4 separate regions of the Homo sapiens genome follow, and regions 1, 3 and 4 are each linked to region 2. The links are chromatin contacts, found by Hi-C or POLR2A ChIA-PET in ENCODE. All regions are on one chromosome and are shown on one strand. The core of a region is the stretch at or near the end of the contact, and the rest is flanking DNA. Distances in the headings are between cores, read along the strand shown.

The links. Hi-C counts contacts between places; a loop is a spot of excess contacts on that map. ChIA-PET counts read pairs that join two places held with the same protein, here RNA polymerase II (POLR2A). Pooled maps may share reads with other maps.
Region 1: a pooled map shows a loop between it and region 2 (3-fold over the local background). The contact joins two enhancer-like sites. A Hi-C loop is called at or near these places in 8 of 50 pooled maps. POLR2A ChIA-PET finds 5 or more read pairs at or near these places in 5 of 52 experiments (CD4-positive, alpha-beta memory T cell, activated CD4-positive, alpha-beta memory T cell, activated T-cell and 2 more).
Region 3: a loop to region 2 is called in a pooled map, with 2.8 times the contacts of the local background. The contact joins the promoter of FBLN5 here to the enhancer-like site in region 2. A Hi-C loop is called at or near these places in 3 of 50 pooled maps. POLR2A ChIA-PET finds 5 or more read pairs at or near these places in 6 of 52 experiments (B cell, BJ, T-cell and 2 more).
Region 4: a loop to region 2 is called in a map of Calu3, with 5 times the contacts of the local background. The contact joins two enhancer-like sites. A Hi-C loop is called at or near these places in 1 of 168 maps with a recorded cell type or tissue (Calu3) and 3 of 50 pooled maps. POLR2A ChIA-PET finds 5 or more read pairs at or near these places in 3 of 52 experiments (WTC11, activated T-cell and naive thymus-derived CD4-positive, alpha-beta T cell).

What each region holds. Positions count from the first base shown.
Region 1 is chr14:91,976,182-91,982,646 of GRCh38, forward strand. It overlaps TRIP11 (thyroid hormone receptor interactor 11), which reads right to left. Exons shown (of 21, transcript NM_004239.4): 17 at 1-8. Among named protein-coding and RNA genes, the nearest start is that of FBLN5, 32 kb to the left of the region's middle. Within about 2 kb of position 4,195, at least 2 of the 41 ENCODE cell types and tissues checked have a DNase peak (open chromatin) inside an H3K27ac peak, as active enhancers do.
Region 2 is chr14:91,866,593-91,873,345 of GRCh38, forward strand. FBLN5 (fibulin 5) reads right to left here. Exons shown (of 11, transcript NM_006329.4): 11 at 2,819-3,793. The coding sequence ends at 3,632. It overlaps TC2N (tandem C2 domains, nuclear), which reads right to left and starts at 944. Exons shown (of 12, transcript NM_001128596.3): 1 at 670-944. RefSeq lists an enhancer at 1,110-1,159. Within about 2 kb of position 5,504, at least 27 of the 41 ENCODE cell types and tissues checked have a DNase peak (open chromatin) inside an H3K27ac peak, as active enhancers do; they include B cell, where a contact is called at or near this core.
Region 3 is chr14:91,945,106-91,951,219 of GRCh38, forward strand. It overlaps FBLN5 (fibulin 5), which reads right to left and starts at 2,589. Exons shown (of 11, transcript NM_006329.4): 1 at 2,108-2,589. The coding sequence starts at 2,124.
Region 4 is chr14:91,751,011-91,757,368 of GRCh38, forward strand. No RefSeq gene overlaps it. Among named protein-coding and RNA genes, the nearest start is that of CATSPERB, 22 kb to the left of the region's middle. Within about 2 kb of position 4,726, at least 7 of the 41 ENCODE cell types and tissues checked have a DNase peak (open chromatin) inside an H3K27ac peak, as active enhancers do.

The sequences.
Region 1 (6,465 bases), core at 2,945-5,444, 110 kb after region 2:
GAGCTCATCTGTTGTAAAATATGTGAATAAAGATAGCCATTAACTGATTAAAATAGTCTGGATGACTATATAATGAAATTTATGAGATCTTTATTATAACCTCTGAATATATACACTTATTCTAATTGGGAATATTCAATAACTTCTATCTCTTCTTTGGTCCAGGGAACTAGGCTCTCATATAGAAATCCTCTAAAAGCCAGAGTGCATTAATTCACATGGTTTACTCCCAAGAAAGTAATCAACTTTGTAATACAATACTGAAAAACCAAGAAACGTTTTCATCCTCTTTAAAAACTTAATAGCAAAGAAGAGATTTTCATCACTGCCTCCTTGCATGAAACATTTCCAGAGCCACTCTTATTAACAGGAGGAAGTAGAAAGGACTTTAATATTTTCCTTTTTCTATTTTCCTGGCCAGACTCTGTTTTTGGTGAGCTGACTAAGAAGCGTATCTAACACAACTAAGACCATGGCTCAGGATGCAGTGGATAGGACAAACTATTATGGGGGTAAGGAAATTGCAAAATATAATTCAGGTAATCGGCTCTAATATACAAATCAAGATACTATAGCTTATGACTGACTTAGAAGGATGCCTGGACTATTTTATTTTTAAATTATTATTTAAAAAGGAAGCAAAATCCATAAAATCTTGGTGGAATAGTTGGAATTTAAGCAGTATTAAAGGCAAAGTCTAGAATTACAACAGGAGATACCCTGTTCCTAAATTCAGCCATGCCACAGGGCAAGGATTTCTGGACTAAGGAACTCTCAGTCAAACAGAGTTTACACCTGTTCTGTTATGCCAGAAACGAATAGTTTGAGCTGAAAGAGATGCTCAGTAATTTTAAGCTAGATTATAAGTTTTTGTTCTGAAAGAAATAAAGAGGAGAGCTCTATCTAGAAACATTCACATCCAAACGCTAGACTCTGCCACAAACCTTTTCCTTTGAATTATGCTGCATTTTCCTAGTAGTAGCTGGATACAAGTTCCGTTATCAGATATGATTTACAAACATGTTTTCCCCATTCTGTGAGTTGTCATCTCACTTTCTTGATGATATCTTTTGAAACACAAAAGTTTTCAATTTTTATGAAGTCCAATGTACTTTTTCTTTTGTTGCTTGTGCTTTTGGTTTCATATCTAAGAAACTATACCTAACCCAACACCTGTTTTAAGCGTTTTATAGTTTTAATTCTAAAATTTAGGTCTACCAGCCATTTTGAGTTAATTTTTGTGCATGGTGTGAGGTAGGGGTCCAACTTCATTCTTTTGCACATGGATATCCACTTGTTCCAGCATTATATGGTGAAGAAACTATTCTTTTGGCAACCTTGTTGGAAATCAATTGACCATAAATGTATGGTATATTTCTAGACTCTAAATTCCCACTGTAAGAATTCTGCAAATGTTTTGTCATTCTTTTCTTTTTTTTTTTTTCCTGCCTGGAAAGCTCTTTTCCATCAGGACTGCCCTCACCTTTCATGTCTCTGTTTCCAACTCACTTTCTTAAAGAATTTTCCTTTGAGCCTTACAGATTAGGCCAGGTCTGTTTGCTTTATGTTTTCATTCTGCTCTGTACAATGCTTCTGCACAATGCCCAAAATTCCGATTTATGGTACTAAATTCGTATATAAAATGTCTCGTTTAACTGTTTACGATGGCTTGTGGTTTTCCTAAATTGCAAAAATCTAACTTGCAAAATGTCATTCATATAATAGGCCAATTTTACCAAAATAGAGATGGTTGCCATAACCATATTATAAAAGCAAGGTTTGTATTTGGAAAATCTACTACGAACTTTTCCTTTCCTGTCTTTCCAGTAAGGAATTTAAACTTGGACGAGAGAGGGAGAGAGAGAAGGGGAGAGAGAGGGCGAAAAGGTGGGGGTGGACAGGACTATTATTAAAGTCTGAGTCAGTAAAAGACACTTTAGATTCCTAATGTGCACATGTATACTACTAGCACATGGTGTTATCTGGGCCTTTTCTAGCACTATATTCTGAATGTAAATAGAACTCAGCAAATAAGTTAATCTCTCGTCACTGTTTTGACTTAACCGTCCCACTCACAAACTAAAGTAGGAGACAGAGTAAAGATGGGCATGGTCTTCTCCTCCTTCCTCCTCCATTCCTCCCCAAGGCTACAGAAAGATAGCAGAAAAACAGAGGTCAAGCTTAGCTAACCTACCTCCAACCCCCACCTTCCCTTTCCCTGAGACTTCCCTTCTCCTACCTACTTTCCTCTAAAATTAGTAATTTGTATATTGATTACATGTCTATATAATAATTTGGTTATACTGGGTTATATATAAAATATATATGTGTGTATATATATTTGAGACAGGGTCTTGCTCTGTTGCCCAGGCTGTGGCATGATCACAGCTCACTGCAGCCTCAAACTCCTGGGGTCAAGCCATCCTCCTGCCTCAGCCTCAGGAAATAGTTGAGATTACCAGTGTGCACCACCACAACCAGCTAATTTCTAATTTTTTGTAGAGATGGGGTCTCACGATATTGCCTGGGCTGATCTCAAACTCCTGCGTTCAAGTAATTCTCCTGCCATAGCCTTCCAAAATGTTGGGATTACAAGTGTGAGCCACTGTGCCTGTCCCTATATAAAACATATTATCAAACAATTTCACCTATAGCTTTTTACTGTTTTAACATGGCCACTAAAAAATTTAAAATTGCACGTGGCTCACAGTATATTCCTACTGGACAGTACTGCTTTTAGAACATAACCAGGATATAACACTACTCTATACTATCTCTTATTTTAAAAAGAGAGGCTGGGCGCAGTGGCTCACGCTTGTAATCCCAGTGCTTTGCGAGGCCGAGGTAAGCATATTGCTTGAGCTCAGGAGTTTGAGACCAGCCTGGGCAACATAGCAGAACCCTGTCTCTACAAGAAATACAAAAATTAGTCGGGTGTGGCGGCATGAACCTGTAATTCCAGCTACTTAGGAGGCTGAGGCGGGAGGATCGCCTGAGCCCAGGAGGCAGATATTGCAGTGACCTCAGATTGTGCCACTGCACTCCGGCCTGGACAACAGAGCGAGACCCTGTCTCCAAAAAAAAAAAAAAAAGAGAGAGAGAGAGAGAAAGTGAAATGACAGACATCTTCAGAGTAAAATTCACAAAGCAGAGCTGAGCCTGATAAAAATTTTAGTAAAATAAAGTAGAAAATTTTAACTTTGCTCTATGAAAAACTGATCAAGAAATCAAACTGCGTAGAAGTCCAAATCAAAAATACTTTCTTGATGAAAACTTACTAAGATTGGTATGGTTTTTATTAAAGTCTCTGTATTCAGAAAGGTAGAGTCAAAACATCCTTAAGGCGAAAATGACAGGGTTAAAATTTCCTAAACTCACTATCAGAACATACAGTTTGTCCCTGAGCTAATGTGATGTGGAATGCAAAGGGCTGTTGCAAACTCAAGCAGTAGTTAGAATGTACTCTGATATTTGAGTCTAGGGGGAAAAACTCAGAATTTAAGGGACGGTGCTAGAAGGATGGTATTAACTATGAGGGGTTTGGAAAGGAAAAGAAAGTCAAACACCTACTACAAAGGTCCCTACAGATGCCTCTTTTTCTTCAAGCACCCTTATTTTCCTCCCATCAGAGATTCTGAATATTTCTCTACAAAAACTGAACCCTAATTCAAACCACAATTTGAAATCAGAACTGTATTTATATGGGCAGGGAAAATATGGTTATTCAGAAATGAGTTTTAAGCCAAATAAAATATTTCTGTGAAATAATCTCACATGCCAAAATAATTTTTTGGAAGTTAAAAAAAAAAAAAGGTGGAGGGGGGAACTTTAAAAGTTCAGCAATAAAGCAACTGAGATTTAGTCTAGTTTGGAGAAAGAGTTACTCTACATCTGTGACATAGTAAAACTTGCCATATCAGAGTCTCTTCTCTGGAACACCTAGACATGGTGCCATGGTCTTCAACATTTGGTTTAAAATAAAAATTGAACATAAAATGTAATTGATTGCAACAAATTGGCACATCATAATTTTACATTTCATTTGTAATTAATGACAGTACACTACAATGCTGCCTTCAGAGAACATCTTAAAATGAATCATACTACATCTTAAAATGAATCATACTGCTTACAAAGTCATTTGGATATTTCATGAGTAAGCTCCTGTAGGCAAGATCCAAGTCAGATTTACTGAACAGTCACCTGACTGAGAAAAAAAAGGAACACAGAACTTGAGAGTCAGAAGTGGATATGAATCATGGTCCTATCACCAGGGCCAGACTTTGTTGCCTATTTTGTAAAATGAACATGCTTATCTCAAAGAATTTGATAGAATCAACTGAATGATCAAATGTGACTTTTCTAAATAGTAAAGTGCTACATAAAGCATTAGTACTTATCATCCAATTTCTTAAAATAACTAAAAAGTTCATATTTCAATCTAGCCTGAATCAGTATCACATATATTACTCTGTTTAATGTTAATATTTTGTGAGGTTTTCCCCCCTCCATTTTGCATGTTTGTCATCTTTGAGGCCAAGGAGTCAACAGAAGGAAGAAAAAAATGTTAGAAAGATGATTTCACATACATATATATATGTCAATAAATAAATTGCATCTGGTGTCTTATCTGCATCTGGATACCTTAAAACTAAATTTAAATCTGATACAATATTAAACCTAATAAGGAAATTTAACCTCTTCATTTAATTAAATATAATCAAAGCAAAAGCTAGAAATTAGATCTTTTTTATTACAGAATTTCAAGTTATACAAGATCACTTTTAACATCAAATTTTATATGTATATTATATATATATATATATATATATTTTTTTTTTTTTTTTTTTTTTTTGAGACAGAGTCTTACTCTGTCACCCAGACTGGAGTACAGTGGCGCCCCAGCTCACTGCAACCTCCACCTCCCAGGTTCAAGCAATTCTCCTGCCTCGGTCTCGCGAGTAGCTGGGATAACAAGCGCCTGCCACCACGCCTGGCTAATTTTTGTATTTTTAGTAGAGACGGGGTTTCTCCATGTTGGCCAGGCTGGTCTTGAACTCCTGACCTCAAGTGATCCACCCACCTCAGCCTCCCAAAGTGCTGGGATTACGAGTGTGAACCACCGCACCCGGCCCAAATAATATATTTTTAAAAGATATTATACTATTTGCAATTTGAGGTTAAGCTTTACAAGCATCTGTTTTGTCTTTTTTGTTGTTGTTTTTTTAGACAGAGTCTCGCTCTGTCACCCAGGCTGTAGTGCAGTGGCACACCCTCTGCTCACTGCAACCTCTGCCTCCCAAGGTTCAAGCGTTTCTTGCACCTCAGCCTGCTGAGTAGCTGGGATCACAGGCATGTGCCACCACACCTGGCCAATTTTTTTGTATTTTTAGTAGAGACAGGCTTTCACCATGTTGGCCAAGCTGGTCTCCAACTCCTGACCTCAAGTGATCCATCTGCCTCAGCCTCCCAAAGTGCTGGGATTACAGGCATGGGCCACCGTGCCCAGCCCTGCTTTGTCTTTTAACTCAATTATTTTCAACTGTATCCAACACAGAATTTGAAGGTCTAGAGTATATGGTAAATGTTTTGTTGTCCCATAATCATAATTGTTCACTGCTGAGTGAAAAGTATCTTTTAAAATTCTAGGCCAGGCCCAGTTGCTCATGCCTCTTGTAATCCTAGCACTTTGGGAAGCCAAGGCAGAAGGATCATTTGATGCCAGGAGTTCAAGACCAGCCTGAGCAACATAGACAAACCGTCTCCACAAAAAAAAAAAAATAAGATCCTGCCTCTTAAAAATAAAAATAAACTTCTACTTCTTAGCAATGAACTCACAGGAAAAGAATTATATTAATACAGTATAACTTCATTAATCTGAATTCCACTAGATCAGAATCTGTGATTGGTTGAGGTCTACTGGATTATTTGTAGACCAAATTTGGATTATTCACCAGAGTTACTATGTACACTTGATTTTATATAAATATTTTTAATATAACCAAATCAAATTTATTTTTCCTCACCATTCTCTTCCTTTAACCCTTTATTATGAATTCAGATAATCTGAACTATATTTCTCCATATTGAAACAGAACTAATTTTTTAAAAAGAGTAAATATTATGAGTGGTTATATACTTGTTACTCCTCTGGCATGTGAGACAGAATATATATTTAATTTTAAAAGTGTTACAAACTTTCTTACTTTCAGGCGGGAGCCACACATTGGGTACATACGGACATAAAGATGGGAACAGCAGACACTGGAGATACCAGAGGGGGAAAAGGGAGAGGGGGAGAAGGGCTGAAAAACAACCTAATGGGTACTATGCTCACTACCTGAGTGACAAGATCATTTGTACCCCAAACCTCAGTGTCAAGCAGTAATAAACCTATACAAGTAACCCTGTACAGGTACCCTTGAATCCACAAGTTGAAATTAATTTTTTAATGAGATATTTCAT
Region 2 (6,753 bases), core at 4,254-6,753:
CCTTCCACCTTGGTACCCTTCATTCTTCAGGACCTGATGGAGTGGTACAAAGCAGAGGTCACTTGACAAGCTCAGCCCAGCTCCTGGATGGGGCAAAGCTGACAAGGAATAGGCACAGGGAGCCTGGAGATCTCAGGGTCCAGGAAACAGCCTGCCCCATTAGAACTGCACAGCAGAGCACAGCACTGGGATCAGAGAGCAGGCTCATCCCCAGTCTTGTACAAAAAATAACATTTGATGATTCCCAAGGGGTAGGTAAAGCAAGTAGCATTTGGGGTTCCAGCAGCCTCTAGAACTGTTTCCCAAATGTTTGGAGCTTGACTTTGCAGTATACACTTTGCCCTGGACTGTTTTTCTCTTAATTTTTAGGCCCAAGTGTATTTTAAGGTAAATGGATCCCACATGCCTCTGGTGCATTTACACTGAACCCATCAGACCACATTTTGAAAGCGCAATTTGAGGTCCAAGAAGCCCTTGGAGGCTGCTTTTATGAGCCTGAGTTTCTTTTCTTAGAAGCAGGAAGCCACATTTTGACATGAACAAATAAAACACAAACCTTAAAGACTCGGATCTGGTTCCAAATGTGGCACCTCTGAAACCAGTGGGTCCTCAAATCATCAAGACAGAAAGCTTCCCAGTTTTCTTTTTGAGAAGTTCATGGAGACTTACCCCTGTGTTCTGTTGAGCCCAGAGGCAGTGGTTCGGAGGCGCTCGGTGCAAAGCTCACGTAAACCTTCAGCATTTCTGATTCCATCCTTCTTCCCAGCCCCTGAGTCTCCCTACACAGCAGGGACCCAGGCTCACTGCTGCCTTCTGGCCTTTGCTTTTCGGAGCCGAGCTGAGTGAGTCCCAAGGGAATCACCCTCTGTTTTATAAGCTTTGAAACCAGAGCATCCTGAGCCATTTGGTGCTGATGTGATTGCTAACACCACTTGACCCTGACTGAAGAACCACAACTAGGCATGGTTTAGATGTGCTTAGTTAGAGAAAAAAATAACCACAGCCAACAGCAAAGTGAGGTGTGTGGTGTGGGTGTGAGAAATGCTCTTGGGGTGAGGAGGGAGGACTTGCAGCTTCTTGGATGCTACAGGGCGTGGAACATGCTGTTTCCTTCCACTGAAGGCCTAAGATACTACTAAGTGGAACAGGAGAATTCCCTGGCCCCCTCACAGGATGTGCAACAGGGGTGTGGCTCTCTCTTCAGCCACCCCAAGCTAAAACCCCTTATGGGAAGGGGAGCACGCAGACAGGCAGGTGCAGGAACCAGGGTGAGCACTTTTGGGCCCCAGCCCCATGACAGCATCCCGGGGTCGGTGTCTGTGACTTCCAAAGCCCGAGTAGGCACTGAAACAGTGCAGTCTTTCAGCCTTGCCATCCGTGGACAGCTTAAGCGTTAACCAGCTTAGTGGACCCTCTCCCTTTTTGCCAGGGCAGAGGGCCAGTGTGACAGTTTCCTGTATCCCGAGCTCTTGTCCAGCATCCCGGAGGGATCAGGTCACACATGGATTTGCAGGATGAATGCAGGGGTTTTATTGAGTGGTGGAGGTGGCTCTAAGTAGGATGGATGGGGAGCTGGACAGGGGATGGAGTGGGAAGATGATCTTCCCCTGGAGTTTGGCCATCCAGTGGCCAGTTTTCAGATCGTCTCCAGTCGAATTCCTCCCAATGTTCCTTCTCTTCTCTCCTTCTTTGCCGTGCTTTTCTGCCATTCATGTCTGCTCATCTTCTTGTCTCCCCGTCTGCTTCTGGAGCCTGGAGCCTGGGGTTCAGGGTTTATATGGGTACAGGATAGGGGACATGGCAGGCCAAAAGGCAACTTTTTAGGGATGAAAACAGGAATGGCTGTCCTCATTTAGGGCCATGGGTACCCAGGCTTGAGGGTGGGGCCTTTGCCAGGGAACCACCCTCTTCTACCCAGTATTTCCCTGTCTCCTGTCCATATCACAAGGATCTGTGGAATGCCTACTAAGACTAGGGGTCCAGGACACAACTCCTGATAGGCACTGTGGGGGTCCTTAATGAATACCTCACCAACAGGTAGGATGGGAGCACCCTCAGATGGATCTGTAGACTCCACCTCAGCTATCAGGGAGTGCACTTTTTTCCTGAAGCCTTGGGTTGATTCCTGGGATGGCACATAAAGACAGCCATCCCAACCTGTTCTCCTGTGACTTGCAATGTTGACTCTCTTGGCCCCTGCACAGGGTTCTAAGACTTGAAGGATGTCCAGAGGCCCTGACCAGGAAAAGAATAATGTATCCTACAATGAGCAGAAAAGACATTGAGGGCAAGGCAGCTAGGGCTCCAGCCCCATCTGTCCACCTCTCTTTCTAGGGTTTATAACAATACATTCTCAACTCTGGCTACATAGTCAAGTTTTCAAAAATCCTGATGGCCGGGCCCTACCTAAGCCCAATGACATCAGAGTGTCTGGGGGCATGTCCCGGGGAATCAATCTTTCCTCCAAAGTTCTACTGGTTATCCGTCTATGCAGCCAGGGTTGAAGGCCACTGGTTTAAAGTAACTTGAATACATTCCTGTTCTGCAGGAGCACCGGAAATAATCTACGTAAGAGAAGGATTGTTGGTTGTTTTCTAATCAGATGAAACAGGACTCAGGGATGATGCCTCCCCCTAACTTCCCCACGACCCCTATTTCTCTGCCCCACCGCCCCCCTCCCATCAATTTGCCAGAGTCACAGATAATGCCCTAGCTCTCTGGAGAGCTTTCTAAGCCAGCGCACAATAAACAGGTTTAAACAGAACTAGAACCCCAAAGGCTGACTCGTCTATGATGTCAAAATGAACCAAACACAAGCTCTCTTCAAATATTTAATCAGTTTGGAGACCTCTGCATTCCAATCCAATTGGGTAAAAATTCTAAAGAAAGCAAGATTAAGGGGTCCTCAAAGAAAACACTGGGCTAAAATGGAGAGGAGACTGGGTTTGGGAAGACAGAACATAGCATGTGTCTGAAGGCCTTTCGAAGGAATTCTACGACATATTTTTTAAAAATACTCAAAATGAACAAGACAGAATTAAACCGTTATACAAATTTAAGGACAACTGAAACTTCTTTTATGGTTGAAAATACCAGGCATGGTTTTGAAACACATTCTCTAAAAACCCTTCGATCCTGCTGTGGTTTGTTTACATAGCCTTCTCTGTGTACGCAAAAAGCAAACTAGCTACTCCCAGGGTTCCCCGCCAGCTCCCGGGTCTTTGCAAAGCAGTAACACAGTGAGAGAAGGAGTGGAAGAGGTGAAGAAGTGACAGCAAGCTGTTCACAGTCTTTGAACATAGACTCAGACCCCCGCAAACCTAATCTATTTTCTTTGAAAATAGTGGAAATAAACTGAAGGCCTTGAAAATTCACCAACAATCTTCTATCAGGGGAGCAATGATAATACTTTTTGATAACTGTGTCATAGGAACTGGGGGTGGCAAGTCCTGCAGGGTGACAGGTCTGCAATAGTACAGGTGAGAGTCAGGAAGTCGGGGCTGACTCTTCGGGGAAACGTTCAGCAGGAAATGCCTAACGTCTGTGTCGCTCTCATTCTCTCTGTTATTTCCTCTCTTCTCCTGTCCCTTGGTGCCAATGAGAGGCAGCGTCGGAGGCTCCAGCCCGAGGCTCAGAATGGGTACTGCGACACATATATCCGCAGTCGGATCACGGAGCTGCCTCTGAAGTTGATGACAGTGTTGACAGTGATCATTTCCAAGTCCAGCTGGATTTCCCGGGGCCCTTTGATGGGGCGTGTCATCACCAGGGTGGCACTGATGGGGCCCGTTTGCTATGGACAGAACCGGGGAACACCAGTGAGAAAAGGCCTGCATGGTGGCCCTGCAGCCCCACCTGGGCGCTCCCTTGCCTCCGTCAGTCAAACTGGCACCCCCTCGGTGCCTCAACTGTGCCATGCTCTTTCCCTGGCTTTGCCCACTCTCCACCTGGTTCTTTTCTGCAAACCCTTCAGGTCTCATCTGAAAGGTCACTTCCTAAGAGGAGCCTTCTCTGGTTCCCCAATCTAAGTCAGGTCCCCCTGCGACCTCTGACGCTGCAGCCTTTACTTTGTACAGGATGGAAAGCATTTATGACCATGTATGATTGTCCATACTGTCTACCTGATCCGTGTCTGATATCTAGGCTCCCACTAGGCTATGAGTTCTGTAAGAACAGGTACTGGGGTCAGGCTTTTCACCACTGAGTCCCCCTAGAAGCCAGCATGGTGCCTTGAACACAGAAGGTGTTCAGAAAACATATATTGAATGATGAACGAATCATTGATTGAAACTTCTGCATGGCTTAGGGCTGTCACTTCACCCCTCTGGGGCTCATCTCTCAAATGAGGGTTTGGCATTGAGTACATACACATGGACACAAAGAAGGGAAAAACAGGCACCAGGGCCTGCTTCAGGGTGGGAGGCAGGAGGAGGGAGGGGATTGAAAAACTACCTACTGGGTACTATGCTTATTACCTGGGTGATGACATCATATATACACCAAACTCCTACGACACAGTAATTTATCTATACAACCAACATGCACATGTACTCTTGAAAGTGGAATAAAAGTTTTAAAAAACGTTTTTGAGGAAAAATAAAATGAGGGTTTGGACCAGATCAGTAATTTAAAAAAAAAAAAAAAAAGGCATCAAAGGCTACTGGAACTTTTTTTGTTAAACTAACAATTCCAGGGGCCCATTCCAAGATTTTCTATGTCAGTATATTTTTAGGTGATGCCTGGGAAAGGTGGAATTTAAGAACCCCCCTCTAGGCACCCTAGAGTCATCTCCAGCTTCACCATTCTGTAACCTGATCACTGTGGTCCTAATAATTTCGCGTGAACTCTCTCCTCCACTGAGTCTTTTTCTAAAACTTTCAAGGAGGAAGGCAGAGAGGAATGACATCAACTGAGCACCCATCATGTGTGAGGCACTCTTCTAACCATGTTTATGTACATCTGCTTATTTAATCCTCATAAAATGGCCAGGCACCATGGCTCACAACTGTAATCCCAGCATTTGGGAGGCCGAGGTGGGCGGATCACTTGAGGCCAGGAGTTGGAGACCAGCCTGGCTGATATGGTGAAACCCCATCTCTACTAAAACTAGAAAAATTAGCAGGGCATGTTGGCAGGTGCCTGTAATCCCAGCTACTTGGGAGGCTGAGGCACAAGAATTGCTTGAACCTGGGGGGCAGAGGTTGCAGTGAATAGAGATCGCACCACTATACTCCACCCTGGACAACGGCGAGACTCCAGCTAAAAAAAAAAAAAAAAATTCTCATAAAACCCTGAAAGGCCTTGCCACTCAAAGTGTGGTCCCTGGACCAGCAGCATGGGCATCACCAGGGAGCTTCTTATAAATGCAGAATCTCAGGGCTAGGATCTACTGAGCCAGAATCTGTGGCTTAACACAATCCCCAGGGCTTTGTGTGCACATTAAGTATTGAGAAATATTGATCTAAAAGCACAGGACCCAGGTGGGGGGGCCCTGGCTGTCCTTGTCTAAGTGCTGTATGAAAGGTATGACTCATTACTTCCCCGTTTTATAAGTAAGCAAACTGAGGTCCCATGAGGTTAAATAATTGCTTAGGGTTACCCAGCTAGTCTTGGGCAGAACCAAGGGCTTCCATTCAGGTATTTCTGACCCCAAGCCCCAGGCTTTTTTCACTGCACAGCAGGTATCAGAAGAGGCTGATGTGTGTTTCACTTCTTCCTAGCACCCACCTAATGAGAGATGCTCGCGGTCAGTGCAAGGGACAGATATTGGCACTGTTAGAGGAAACAGTGTGAAGAAGAAAAGGGATGGGCTGGACAATCACTTCCCATACACTGCAGAGCCCAGCCCTGTGCCCAGAAGCTGCAAGCAACAGTCTCTGCAAAATAAAGGAACCTAGCTGGTTTAAAGCTACACTAGATGTTTTATCTGTCTCCATAAAAGGAGGGCGCCCCATAAAGTTCTGAACATCCCCAAGAGCCACCACAAGTAAGACAAGGGTGGGGCTGGCAGACAGGTGCAGGCCAGGCGCTGGGACCTCCCCTATCCATGAGGCTATCGGCAGCCTGACAGCCACACAATTTCCTCTTGGCACTGGTTCCTCCTGTTCCCGTCAGCATCCACGTTATTGGCACCTCCTCACGCAGATTTCTTGGACTTCCTTGTCAGCCCTTACGAAACCTGAGCCCTGGGCCAGGGCTTCAGAGGGTAAAGCCACACAAGGAAATGCCTGCAGCCTTTACATATACAAATATCTCACCAGCTTTCACTGCGTGAACAAAGACCAAGAGTTGAGAACCCTGAGCTAGGGACAGCCCTCCAGAGGGAGATCTGCAGAGCCCAAGGTCTGGAAGGGAGAAGGGGGCAAGTGCAAACTTCCAAGTTGTTCCTTTGGGCTCTCCTGGTAAATGTCTCCTGAGTACGAAAGAATCCTCAACTATCCCATTTGAAATCCTAGACTCTCCCATTTGGAAGTAACTGCAGAAGCTGGTGAGTCCGGCCTCCACCTGGGTCCACCCTACCCACAAGCACCTGGAAGAGCTCAAGTACCTGCCACAAGAGCTGAGGACAGCCACCTCCACATTCGGCTTTTAGGGCAGAGCCAGGGCATTAATGAAATAAACCCCTGAGAGCCCGTGGGCATTAGTAGGCTTGGTGGTGCGAAAAGATGAGGAGGAGGAGGATGGTGGCGACAGTGATGACGGTGGTGGTTATGATGCCAGGCATCTGGCTACAACCTTTCCTACACCTCTTAA
Region 3 (6,114 bases), core at 1,339-3,838, 76 kb after region 2:
CTGTAGTCCCAGCTACTCTGGAGGCCAAGGCAGACAAATCACTTGAACCCAGGAGGCAGAGGTTGCAGGGAGCCGAGATTGCGCCACTGCATTCCAGCCCGGGAGACAGCGAGACTCCGTCTCAAAAAAAAAAAAAAAAAGAAAATCTAAACAAAAGCAGAGCGTTATCTAGTACTATTATTCAGTTCAACAGCAGTTTATCCAAGCAACTACTGCTTGTGGGTGTGGATGCCAGATGGAGGAGCTACAGAACTGTGAAACAACCACTACCCTTGAGAACCAGTTGGGGAGCCACGACAATGTCCATACACCTTGGCAAGGGCATGGAAAGAAATACCTATTGGGTGCCATAACAACCAGGCTGTGGGTAGCAACAAGACTTCCTGGAGAAGGTGATCTTGAAGGCTTCTTCAACAGAGCAGTGAACCTGGGGACATGGCTGAATTCTGGGGCCCGTTACTACAAACGTGCACCACAACAATATAATCCCTCCCTTTCAGGACACATGGCCCATCTGCATCAGCAACCCTGGGTATTAGAGGACCTGGAGTTAAGCTGACATCCAGAGGGAATAGGGCCCTGATACGATCTTAGGAGATGCGAGGCCATTTCCTTTATCGAGTCCCCAATCCAAAAAATAAGGACGCTGAGAGTCCACAAGTTTTCATGTAAGTGCCTGGGTGAGCCAGATTCTAGAACGCTGGAGACAGCTCTGACCTTATAAAGTGCAGAGCCAAATCCCAGGGCTTTTTGATATTTGCCATGGCCAGATTTATATCTGGAAGGAATGAAAGAACAATAACAAATTTATTTTCCAGTCTGTGTATTATGAATTTCAATGTTTTCCTGTTTCTTCACATGAAGTTTCCTTTCAGTTGGTTATAAAACCCTGTCTCGTTTATGTTGGAGAAAGAACAGGCTGACTGCAACACAGTGGACTTCAAGAGCTAGTTGAAAAGGCATGCTAACCCCATCTTTCCCCCTACTCCCCGCAGCCCCATTCCCTTTGGCTAGAGGCAGCCCTGGGACAGGTCTTGCCTCAAGCCCAGCCTCTTGGAAGAGCCACAGCTGAGTCCTGGGGGCCAAACAGGTTCCAGGCTAATAGGATTTTCCTAAAATGAAAGAATACCCAAGCACTACTGCCTCACAGCATCACGAATAGCTGCACCTTGTGATTAAAAAAAAAAAACCCTGGAAACTCCAAAAATGAACTAACTATAAGAATAGCTGGGGGGAGGCAGGTTGGTGCTCATAACCGGTCCTGGGAACTTTCTAAAGCAGGTGGGTTCGCCGGTGTTGTGCCTCAGCCTGAAACACAAGGAAAGCCGGAGAGACCAACCAAATACCAGGACTGCCTGTCACAGAAGTGCTGGTCCCCAATCCAGGATGACATTGTTACAGCTTAGTTTTCAGCACACACACACACACACACACACCCCACAGACACATACATACGCACACAAGGTTAATTTGTTCAAAGCAGTATGTTTTCAAGAGCTCGCTGAATAAAGACTGTGGGTGTCATTTAGGTAAAGTTCTCCAAGACTTAAGGATTACTTAACTGTAATTGCAATTTCCTTAAAGAATAGCAAAACATTTGCTTACATGTATCTCTGTCTGCAGTTCCCACTTCTCATTGGCTTGAAACTTCTGTGAGAATCCCACACAAACATAGAGCAAATCCAGCCCCGCGGTGTTCAGCTAGCCTGTCTGCTTGTCTATCAGCCGATGCGGCGCAGTAATTGCTAGTGAACTAGTAATTGGCCTCCCGAAATTTAAAAAATACATACAAAAATCCCTTAAAACGACAAAGTTGCTGCCCTTTCCAGAAAAGAAAGAGGAATGAAGCGCTGAGAATTTCGCAGCCCTCTCTGATGCTGGCTTTTGAAACTGTATTAGAAAATACCCACTCCCAAAAGAACGCTTCAAGATGGAAATTACAGAGGCGCAGCTTTTTATAATTAACAATATCATTGCATCACTAGCTCATGCCTTTTCCAATATCCTGACACCGCCTGAATCGCAGCCATAACCATTTTCCACCCATCGGATTTTTAGCAAGGCTTCCAGACCCTGGAGAAAGAAAAGTCCAGCGCCGAGAACCCACCTTTTTATTCCTGGCATGTCCAAGACGCGCGAGGAGGAGATGCGAAGGCGAGAAGAAAGCTCGCGGGCGGGACCCCCGGAGGAGCTCGGGCACGTCGGCCTCCTCTGGGCCCTCGGGGCTCGCGGGTGTTTTATTCCAGAGGGGCCGAGCGAGTCGTGGAGAGGACACGGGGAGAGCGCCGGGGTCCTCCCAGCCACTGCAGAGCCCTCAGCGCAAGCACCTGGTTTTGCTTAGCCCTCTTCAGTAATTCAGCATTAAACCAATTGGAGGAGGAATGTTAAAAATGAACACTTCATTTTCTAAGTATGTTAAACAATGCAAATGGGGCCTCAGTCTGGACACAGCTGGTTCAGATTACAGCGCTCACCAACTGGCTAGACTCCTCACAACAATCTTGGGGCGTCTGCCAGGGCCCAGTGCTCGGCGCTGGGAGGAGAGCCCTTCCCCGGCCGCGCTCGGCTGCGAGCGCCCGGGCAGAAGGCGAGGGGCGGGCGCGCGCAGGGGTGCGGGGGCTGGGAGGGCCCGGGCCCCTTGACCTTCCCACCCAGGGGCGGGGCGGGGCTGGCAGCGCGGCCCGGCGGGGAGGGGCGTGCACGCCCGCGCTGCGTGGCAAGGGGACCCGCGAGAACGTTGTCGCCTCCGGAAGGAAAGGGACTTGAACTCACGACCCACGCAGCTCCAGGGACTAGAAACTCACGATCGATTGGGAAACCAGAACCTACGAAGCAGAGGCTTGGGGCGAGCGACGGGAGAGTCGCGATCTTCCCGAAGAAGGGGTGGGGAGCAGCGGGGTGGGGTGGGGGGGAAGAGGATGGAATCCCGCTGGTGCGAATTCCAGACTTCAGCTTGTGCAATGCAAGTCTTAGGACGCTTTTCTCTCCCCGCCCTCATTCCCCGATTCTCCCTGGCATTTTCTCGCTTTCCTGGAAAAGTGTCCCCTGGCTCGAAAGTGATTTTAACAAGTTAAACGGTGATTTGAAGAAGGGACAGTCTGGAAAAGCAGAATGGTGGAGACAGCACATAAGACATGCTGAGTCCTTTGCATTCATTCTAGTGGAGGCTTCAACCTGTTTCTTTTTCCTGTTTGTTTGTTTGTTTGTTTGTTTGTTTTTAAGCCATTGGAGTACTTTTGTCAATGAAATCTTACAGAAGGCACTCACTCTATAAAACGCCAGTGGATGGACTGTGGCCTATCCCATCTGCTTCCACCTGCATCTTCCTACCTGCAGCCGAAAAGCCCTGATCCAGGTCCCCTGTCCTCACCACCACTCTAAGCAGTAGGAATGATCATCTCCATGTTATTAGAGGTGAAGATAAGAGAGGTTAGGTAACCTCCCCATAGTCACGCAGCTATTCATTGGTACAGCTGAGCCTCTGGAGTCTACATATTTAGCCTTCCCTAAGGCATTTTTGGGGGTAAGTAAATGGAATTCTACCCAAAGGAGAATAACAGAATGTGGATAGTTGTTGAAGCTGTGTCCATTATACTAGTCTAATCTATTTCCTTTTACGTGTTTGAAATTTCCTGTAAAACACTTTTTTAAATACCTTATGTTTATAAGGTTGTTCATCCCCCCATTGTTTGTAAAAGCAAAAGATTATAAACACCTTTAAGGTCGATCAGCAAGGCACCAATAGGGTTAAATAAAGTAAGGGGCTTCCAAAGGGACTATTGTGCAACCAATTAAAACCTAGACACTTAAGAGTCCACATCAAACGACTCCATTTATATAAAATTCAAAGTCAGATAGTGACTGGGAGGCAGCCCAGCCCCTTCTGGGTGCTGGTAATAATCTAATGATTGATCTGGATGCTGGTTATGTAGGGGTGTGTACATTTAATATTTGTGAAGTCTTATGTATGTTATATCTTATTTTGAAAAAAAGACTGAAACAGCTCCGTATGCACTGCTATTGAAGGGTTTCCAATATATTTTGTGGGTCAAAACAGTAGAATATTGGTAATTTCACATAGATTGATCTAATATAGTAATAAATGTAAAAAGTAAGCTGCAGAACTGTGTGTAAAGCATGCCATCATTTGTGGGAAAAAAAATAAATACATAAGTTCTTGCTTGTACACGTACAGAAAAGACATCACCTGAAGGATGCACAAGAAACCATGAGTATTATTGGTCTTAGCTCAGGCTGCTATAACAGAATACCATAGACTGGGTGGTTTATGCAATAACATTTATCTCTCCCAGTTCTGGAGGCTGGAAGTCTGAGATCAGGGTGTGGGCATAGCCAGGTTCTCATGAGGGTCCTCTCCTGGTTGCAGATGACTGTCTTCTTGCTATGTCCTCACATGATGGAGAGAGGGAGACTAGGGTTCCTTTTTTTGAGATGGAGTCTCACTCTCTCGCCCAGGCTGGAGTATGGTGGTGTAATCTCGGCTCACTGCAAGTTCTACCTCCCAAGTTCAGGCAATTCTCCTGCTTCAGCCTCCCAAGTAGCTGGGATTATAGGCACGCACCACCGTGCCTGGCTAATTTTTGTATTTTTAGTAGAGATGGGGTTTTGCCATGTTGGCCAGGCTGGTCTTGAACTCCTGGGCTCAAGCAATCCATGGGCCTCGGCCTCCCAAAATGCTGAGATTACAGGCTTGAGCCACCGCGCCTGGCCAGAGACTGGGATTCCTTTTATAAGGGCACTGGTCCCATTCGTGAGAGCTTCACCCTCATGATCTAATCACCTGCTGAAGGCCTCATCTCCTAGAGCCATCACCTTGGGGATTCAGATTTCAACATATGAATCTGGGGGTTTAAACATATGGTCTGTAACCATCTCCTAGGAGGGAAATCAGGCAGACAATTGGAAAAGAAATAGGAGAGGAAAATTCGCTCCTCATTGCTCACTTTTTGGCATAACTTGAATTTTGTACCTTGTACCTGTATTACCTATTCAAAATATGAGTAATATTCAAAATAATAAAACTTAAAATATCTGATGTAGAACTAGTTGTGGGGGTAGGAAGAGTTTTAAGGGACTCAGTCCATTCACCTCGCAGATACTGTCAACCTTCTTGAAGAACACGGAAGGAGAGGAAATCAATATACCTGTTTCCTACATAGGCAAATTGAGACCGTTGGAAGCAAAACTGTCCCGGGACCCATCTTGGATGAGAGATTGTTTCCATCTTAAAATTGTAGGGTTGGAAAGGGGGAGAAAACGAAGACTGCCATAAAACACTTGGGTCCAAGTCTTGGTTTTTCCTCCTACCCTCTCGACATCTCAGTTTTCTCATCTGCAAGATGGCGATGATAACATCGCCAGGGTTGTTGCGGGAATGAAATAACAGTTATCCTCTTGATTTTCACTGTGTCCACGTTCCCATTCCCTACACAATGCCCTCCAAAATATCCTTAATAAATAGTAAATTATCCACTTCTGTGGACGAGGAAATCACAGCGCCACAAAACAGCCCATCTCACTATTGAATAACTCAAACTGTTAGAAAATTCTCTCTTCAGTTGAACCCAAATCCACTTCCCTGTATGTAATTACTGTTCATGGAATCTAATTCTCCCCTCTAAAGCCAGGGGCCCCCCAACTTGGAAACAACAAGCTTCCTATTACCCTTCCACTCCTCGCCCACGCTACTATTCTCATCTCCAGGCTGAACATCCCAGGGGCTTTCAGCTGCTCCTCATGTGCCCTGTGACCCCAAGGCAGCCTGTTCATCTCCTCTGGCAGTTTCTGTCTCTTGATTCATACTGAATTTGCACCAACAAAAGCAACCTGTAATGCACAGGCTACGTAACAGCATCTCCTCCACCCTGTACTTGGACTGCAAATTATTTTTAAGCAAGCACAAGGTTTTACATATGTCCATATTACATTTTTATCCACTGTTTAAGATCTTTCTCTCGGCCAGGCTCGGTGGCTCACGCCTGTAATCCCAGCACTTTGGGAGGCCGACGCGGGCGGATCACGAAGTCAGGAGATTGAGACCATCCTGGTCAACATGGTGAAACCCCGTCTACTAAAAATACAAAAATTTGCTGG
Region 4 (6,358 bases), core at 3,476-5,975, 120 kb before region 2:
CAGAGAGAATAGCACATGAACTTCTAATGACTTTTCCTCATCACGTGATTCAATATTTCAAGGTAGGATAAGGATGTGTGTAATGAGAGTACATAAAGTATAAAAATGATCTTGTTGGGATAGGGAAGGCTTCCTAGAACTCTTAAAGTTTGTGCCTTCATTTCTATGAAAATCTTTAAAAACAGAAACATTTTCTGCACCATTTGGATTATTCCATATAACTAAGAACTACCATATAATTCTATTGCCCAAGTATGTGTTCATAATTTTTGTGTTTAACTTTATTGTTCCAAGCTTGAATAGAAAGAACAATTCGCAGTATTCCTTTCTCTTCCCAACCCTCAATTTTGACTTTTGTTACATTGACCAAAAGCATGGGAAATAGCCCATCATCTGAATGTCCTTTTCTGGTTTCTCCTCATATCTTTAAGCTCTTTGTTTTAGAGAACCCCGGGGCTGAGACCTTGGTATTCCTCTCTATCTAGACTCATTCCCTAAGCAAGTCTGTCCAGGCTCTTGGCTTTGATTATCATGTGTATACAAATGGCTCCAAAATTTATATTTCCAGCACAAATCTGGTCTCTGAACTAAATCCTATATATCCAGTTGCCCTCTTGAATCTTTGGATGTCTCACACTTAAAGTTCAATATGATCAAAATGGAAGTTTTCATCCTGTCCTCCTACCACAATAAACCTTCTCCTTCTCCACAGTTCCTTCATCTCATCACCTACCCAGTAGCAAAAGTAAAAAAACTTGGGAGTCATTCTTGATTCTTTCCTTTATCTCATCCCTCCATCCTGTGCTTCCAAAATTTATATCACCTCTCTTCCTTTCTTTCCACTTATGATGCCACCACCCTAGCCAAAGCAATCAGCATCGGTGTTAGTCCATTGTTGCATCACCACAAACAAATACTTGAGGCTGAGTAACTTATAAAGAAAAGAGGTTTAATTGCCTTGCCATTTTGCAGACTGTACAAGCATGGTGCTGGCATCTGCTCAGTTTCTGATGAGGTCTCAGGGCACTTTTACTCATGGCAGAAGGTGACACAGAAGCAGACACGTCACATGGTGAGAGGAGGCAAGAGAGAGGTGGGAGGTGCCATACCTTTAAACGACCAGATCTCACATGAACTACCAGAGCAAGAACTCACTAATCACCAAGAGGATGGCGCTAAGCCACTCATACAGGATCCACTCCAATGATCCAAACACCTCCCACCAGACCCTGCCTCCAACAGGGGAATTACATTTCAACATGAGATTTGGAGGGGACAAACATCCAAACCATATTACCATCTATCAAACTACTACACTGCTTTCTTGATTTCTCTGCTCCCATTCTAAACATTGTCCATATGGGAATGACAATTATCTTTTAAAGACCTAAATCAGAGCGAGTATTTTGAAATTTGCTTCAATGGCTTCCCAATGCAGTTAGGATAAAATAAGAACTCCTCATCACGGCCAGCGAGGCCATTTATTATGATCTGGCTCCATACTGTATTTTGAAGTTTTCCAGCTTCATCTCACGCTGCTTTCATTCTCCCTTCCCTCTATCTCTATGCTTCCGCCACCCAAACTAGTCTTCTTTCAATTCCTTAAACATATCAAGTTCTCTACCTGAGGGATTTTCCATATTCTTCCTCTGCCTAGAAGGCTCTTGTTCTAGATCTTCACGTGATTTGCTTTCTCAGAGCTCAGGTCTCAGCTCAAATGTCACTTTCTCAAACAAGCTTTTTTGATCACTTGAATAATCCGAAGTACCTGGCACATCCTTTAAATCTGCTTTTTTTCTTTGTAGCACTTATGTAGGTTTAAAGACAAACTCCACATTACATAGCATGGGTTAAAGATATACTTTATTGGGGAAAGAGAAAACTTACAAGTAAAATGCCACGGTTAGTGAGAGAACAAAAGATATGGGTATCTCATTCTCCTCCTACAAGAACCAATACTATGGGGATTTGCTTCTAGTTAGAGAGACAATGGCCTCTCTGCTATTCTCCCTGTTTATACAGCCTTAACATTGGAGGAATACACTTGGTGCCAGGCAGTCTGACTTTGACAGCCCAGCAGGCTGCTTACTGGAGTTGTTTAAGAATGCCAGCTTTCCTGCAAAGTTGAAATCACCTCTGCTGGGAAGACAAAGCCACCAGTCTCATAAGATTTGAGCACAGCCCCTCCCATGACATAGAAGAGAACTCCCCCGTTCTCACAGTCCAGGAAACCTAGAGTGAGAATTCAAGGCTATTTTCAGACAATCCTGCTCCTTGAACTGTAACTAATTTCTTGTCTTTCTCCCTTACTAGACTGGAAGTTCCATTAATACAGCAACCATCTCTCTTTTGTCTCCTATTGTATTCCTATTACCAAGCAAAGCGCTGGGCACATATTAGGCACTCAGTAAACACTTTTTGAATGAATGAATGGTAAATTGGGCACAGCAGGTACAACAAAAATAGATTCAAGATTAGAAAAACACAGCCAAAACACATTGATTTTCTGTCATTAGAGTGAAACAAAAATCAGTAAGTCTAGTCTAGCAGGAATGGTTCCAACTTATGAAATTCTTTCTTGATTCAGGTTTCTGATCAAACTAATTCCACAGAGCTTAAAATTAGCCTCAGTGGAGAGGTATTTATGGTGTATAATGGCAACAGTAGGATGAGTCAGATACTGCTCTAGTGGCACTGACTATAACATGTGGCACACTGGGTTGACTCAGTCCACCAAAAGCCCTTCAAAGAAAACTGTGCCTTTATATCAAATATGCTCACATGGCTGAAAAGGAGAAATTTAATAAGTCAATATACAGGTAGCACATGATATCAGCACTCCAACCATAGCTACTGGAATTCATTAACCTTTTCACGCACATGGCTCCTGGTGTGCTTTCACCCCCACAGCCAATGCCAGTGTCAGTCAGAGGGCTGCTCTTAAGCTGCCAAAGACCATTTTGCCTGAGTAAATTTCCTGGAAATTTACATCTCCCCAGGGACACTTAAACCAGTGGTTCTGAATGAGGACGTGACTTTGAGCTCCAGGAGTCAAAGTGTCTAGAGATACTTTTGGTTGTCATAACCGGGCCGGGAAAGGTGGCTGGGAGGCTACTGGCATCTAACACATAGAAGCCAGAGATTGTAGCCAGACAGCCTACAATGCGCAGGACAGACTCCCAAGACAAAAAACAAAAACAAAAACAAAAACAAAAACAAAAAAAACCAAAGAATTACCCCCAAAATGTCAATAGTATCAAGGCTAAGAAACTCCACCTCAAACAATGACTGATGGGCAGGGAAGTATGCACACTGTAGTTTTTTTCTCTTGTACCTGATTGGAACAGTTCTGAGATATGATCTACACTGTCTCCAGGGCTCTCCAGGGGGACTGAGCTAAAATTACTTGCTTGGAAGTTTGCCTGACATTGTACCATTGTTTTGTTTCCTTCTCTTCCCTGGCCACTTCCCCACTCCTCTACCAATTTTTCCTGAGAACACCTCCTAATAAGCCGCTTTTACACAAATTCCCATTTCAGGATTGCTTCTGGGAGAAACAAGCCAAAACAATATGTACAAGTGGATATTAAGGAGAACTACAGATTTTATGTGCATAATGTGGAGTAGGTTACTAAATGGTTAGCTATACTGTAACAGAACTCATAGCTGGACAAGCCCATAAGTAGGGTATCAGAGCATCTTAAACCAAGAAAGCATGGTGTGTTAGGAAAAAAACTAACAGTGAAGTTAGGAAACCCAGGTTCCAGTCTCACCTCTTAAGTGAGATCTCAAGTAAATCACAGCCAAGTGGAAAAGAGAAAATAAAAACTGGACAGTTATCTAACATTCTATGCTGTCTTAGAGCAGTGGTTCTCAAACAGGGGCAATTTTGACCCCTATGGAACATGTGACAATGTTTGGAGACATTTTTGGCAATCATAACCGGGAGCAGGGTGCTACTGGCATCTAGTGAGTAGAGCCCAGGCATGCTGCCAAACATCTATCTCATAATGCACAGGCAAGTCCCCCCTGCTCCCCACCAGCAAAGGATTATCCAGCCCAGAATGTCAATAGTGCTAAGGTTGAGAACTGCCTTACAGAGAAAATTAGATTAGATATTAACCTAAGAAATTTCTGAGGCTTAAAGTTATTAAAAATAGGTAATGTATTATTGAAGGAGACTACAACATAGTCTCTATATCCTTAAAAACAGCATATGGATGCTTTTCTGCATAAGATTGGGAGGGGTTATTCTAAACAGATCTTGAAATGTTATGTGGGAGAACTAAGCACCTATCCAAGTAGCTAGAGACAGAGGAGAGAGCAGGGGCCTGAATCTTAGCAGGTTTGCCATAGTGCTGAAGACTTGACTCTCACCCATGTACTGGGATTTAAATATATTATGAGCATATCTCCAGATCCATCCATCTCCCCTGCAATCACTGAAGACAACCTCCCTCACATGTTTAATAACTTTTGTATGCAACTTTGGGGACCAATTTTTCTCCACTAACATTTTCCTGGAGGGAAAAAGATAGTTTCTCCAAATTATATACAGGTAAAGATAAAACTATTTTATAGTTAGCTTATCTGAGTTAATAAAAACACTTAAATGTATAACATATTTGCTTATGAATCCGGGTTTATTCATGTGACAGGTGGTAAGATGATGCCATACTTAACTTTGACTTCACATTCCTGTTGGTCAAAGCCTCTCACACCCTTTTTAAACAAAGCTGGCAGTAAAATCCAACATATTGCGTAACTAACCAACGTTACATATTGCTCAGAAAACTCTACACTCCCAACAGGAAATTCCAGGAATGAAAGGATTTCTGTTTCATTATCAGAAAGGTGCCTTGTACTAGTAACCACAATAGGTAGGGTAAATTAAAAGATTTATTCCTGGATTGTTAATTTCTCTGAAAGGACTTAAGAACAAACTTAAAACTTTTGAGGTAGGTCTGACATAATGAATTCTCTTTCATCTGTGATAATACTTTTAAATGTGTTATCAGAAACTCTTCAAAGGTGCTTAGAACTTTGAAAGGCTAGCTGCTGTCACTTGAAAGTTAGGGTGACAGCTGAGACAGAGCCCAAGGTTTTCATTTGGGTAACTTGCCTGTCATGGATAGACCTAGCAGAGGCCTGTTTTCTGCACTTCACTGAAGTCTTATTCATCAGGAGTCAGGCAATAAGAGGCACATTTTCCTCTCCATGGTCTTTGGTAGACTCACTCATTAGAGGAGGACGTAGATATCATCTATTACAACTTCCACCATAAGGCACTTTGACAACCTGCTGTCAACTGCCAGATCAATACATGTTTAACAGAAATGCAGAGTTTTAGCTTTTTAGATCCAAGGTCTCAAAGCTGAGTATTTGCTCTTGATGATACAATTGTCAGTGTTATAGTCAGTAGCAAAGCATACATTTTAAGTTGATTTGTACTGTTCAAAGTCACTAAATGCAAAATTTAAAAAACTAAATAACAGTGATTTTTTGTTACTCCCATTATCATGTTTTAATCTTGCAGGGACATTGTATATCATCAAAGACATGAAATTAACATTAATTAAGATTCTACTCCAAATTTTCCAATATGTTTAAGTAAGATGCATTTAACTATTGAAGTGGTTGGGGGTGGTGGGTAACTGAAGGTACCAATTTAAATGAAGGCAACTTTACTGTCATTTGTGGTATTTAAAAAATAATAAACCTAAAAATGAGGTCTACTTTTATTCTTTACAGATTTGACATGTCAATCTTTATTTAAGACAACAAAAGTTTGTACACCCTCATATTAAGATATATTTCCTTTCTAGTCATATTAAAATAATCTCATTTTGTTACTCAAAAAGAATACATAGGGAAGAGAATGAACATAATTCAAGTAGATAGATTTCTAATTGGTTAAAACAGGGTTAAACAAATGATGTTCAAAATATACTTATTAAAGGGAACAGCACCTAGAAATAGGCAGTAGGGCAATGTTCACTTTAAGAATTTTATCAATAACTAGGGCAAAGAACAAAATCATTATCAAATTTTGAATTACACAAAAGCAATGGCCTATTACCTTGTTAACATTTGATATTTCTATATATCTTCTTCTCTAGTTGAAATGGGTAATGACTTGTATTACAAGGATGTTACACATTCTAAAATGATTTAAGCCAAAAGATTATCTTTAATACATTACTTCTAGATATAATATGTACTTGATGTCTGTTGCATCAAAGACTACTAAACTAGGCATCAAGAAACATGAATCCTTGACTCAGCTCTGTCATTAATTACCTTATAAATCTATGTAAGTCATTTATTTTGGACCCGGTTTGTTATTATAAAATGTTCA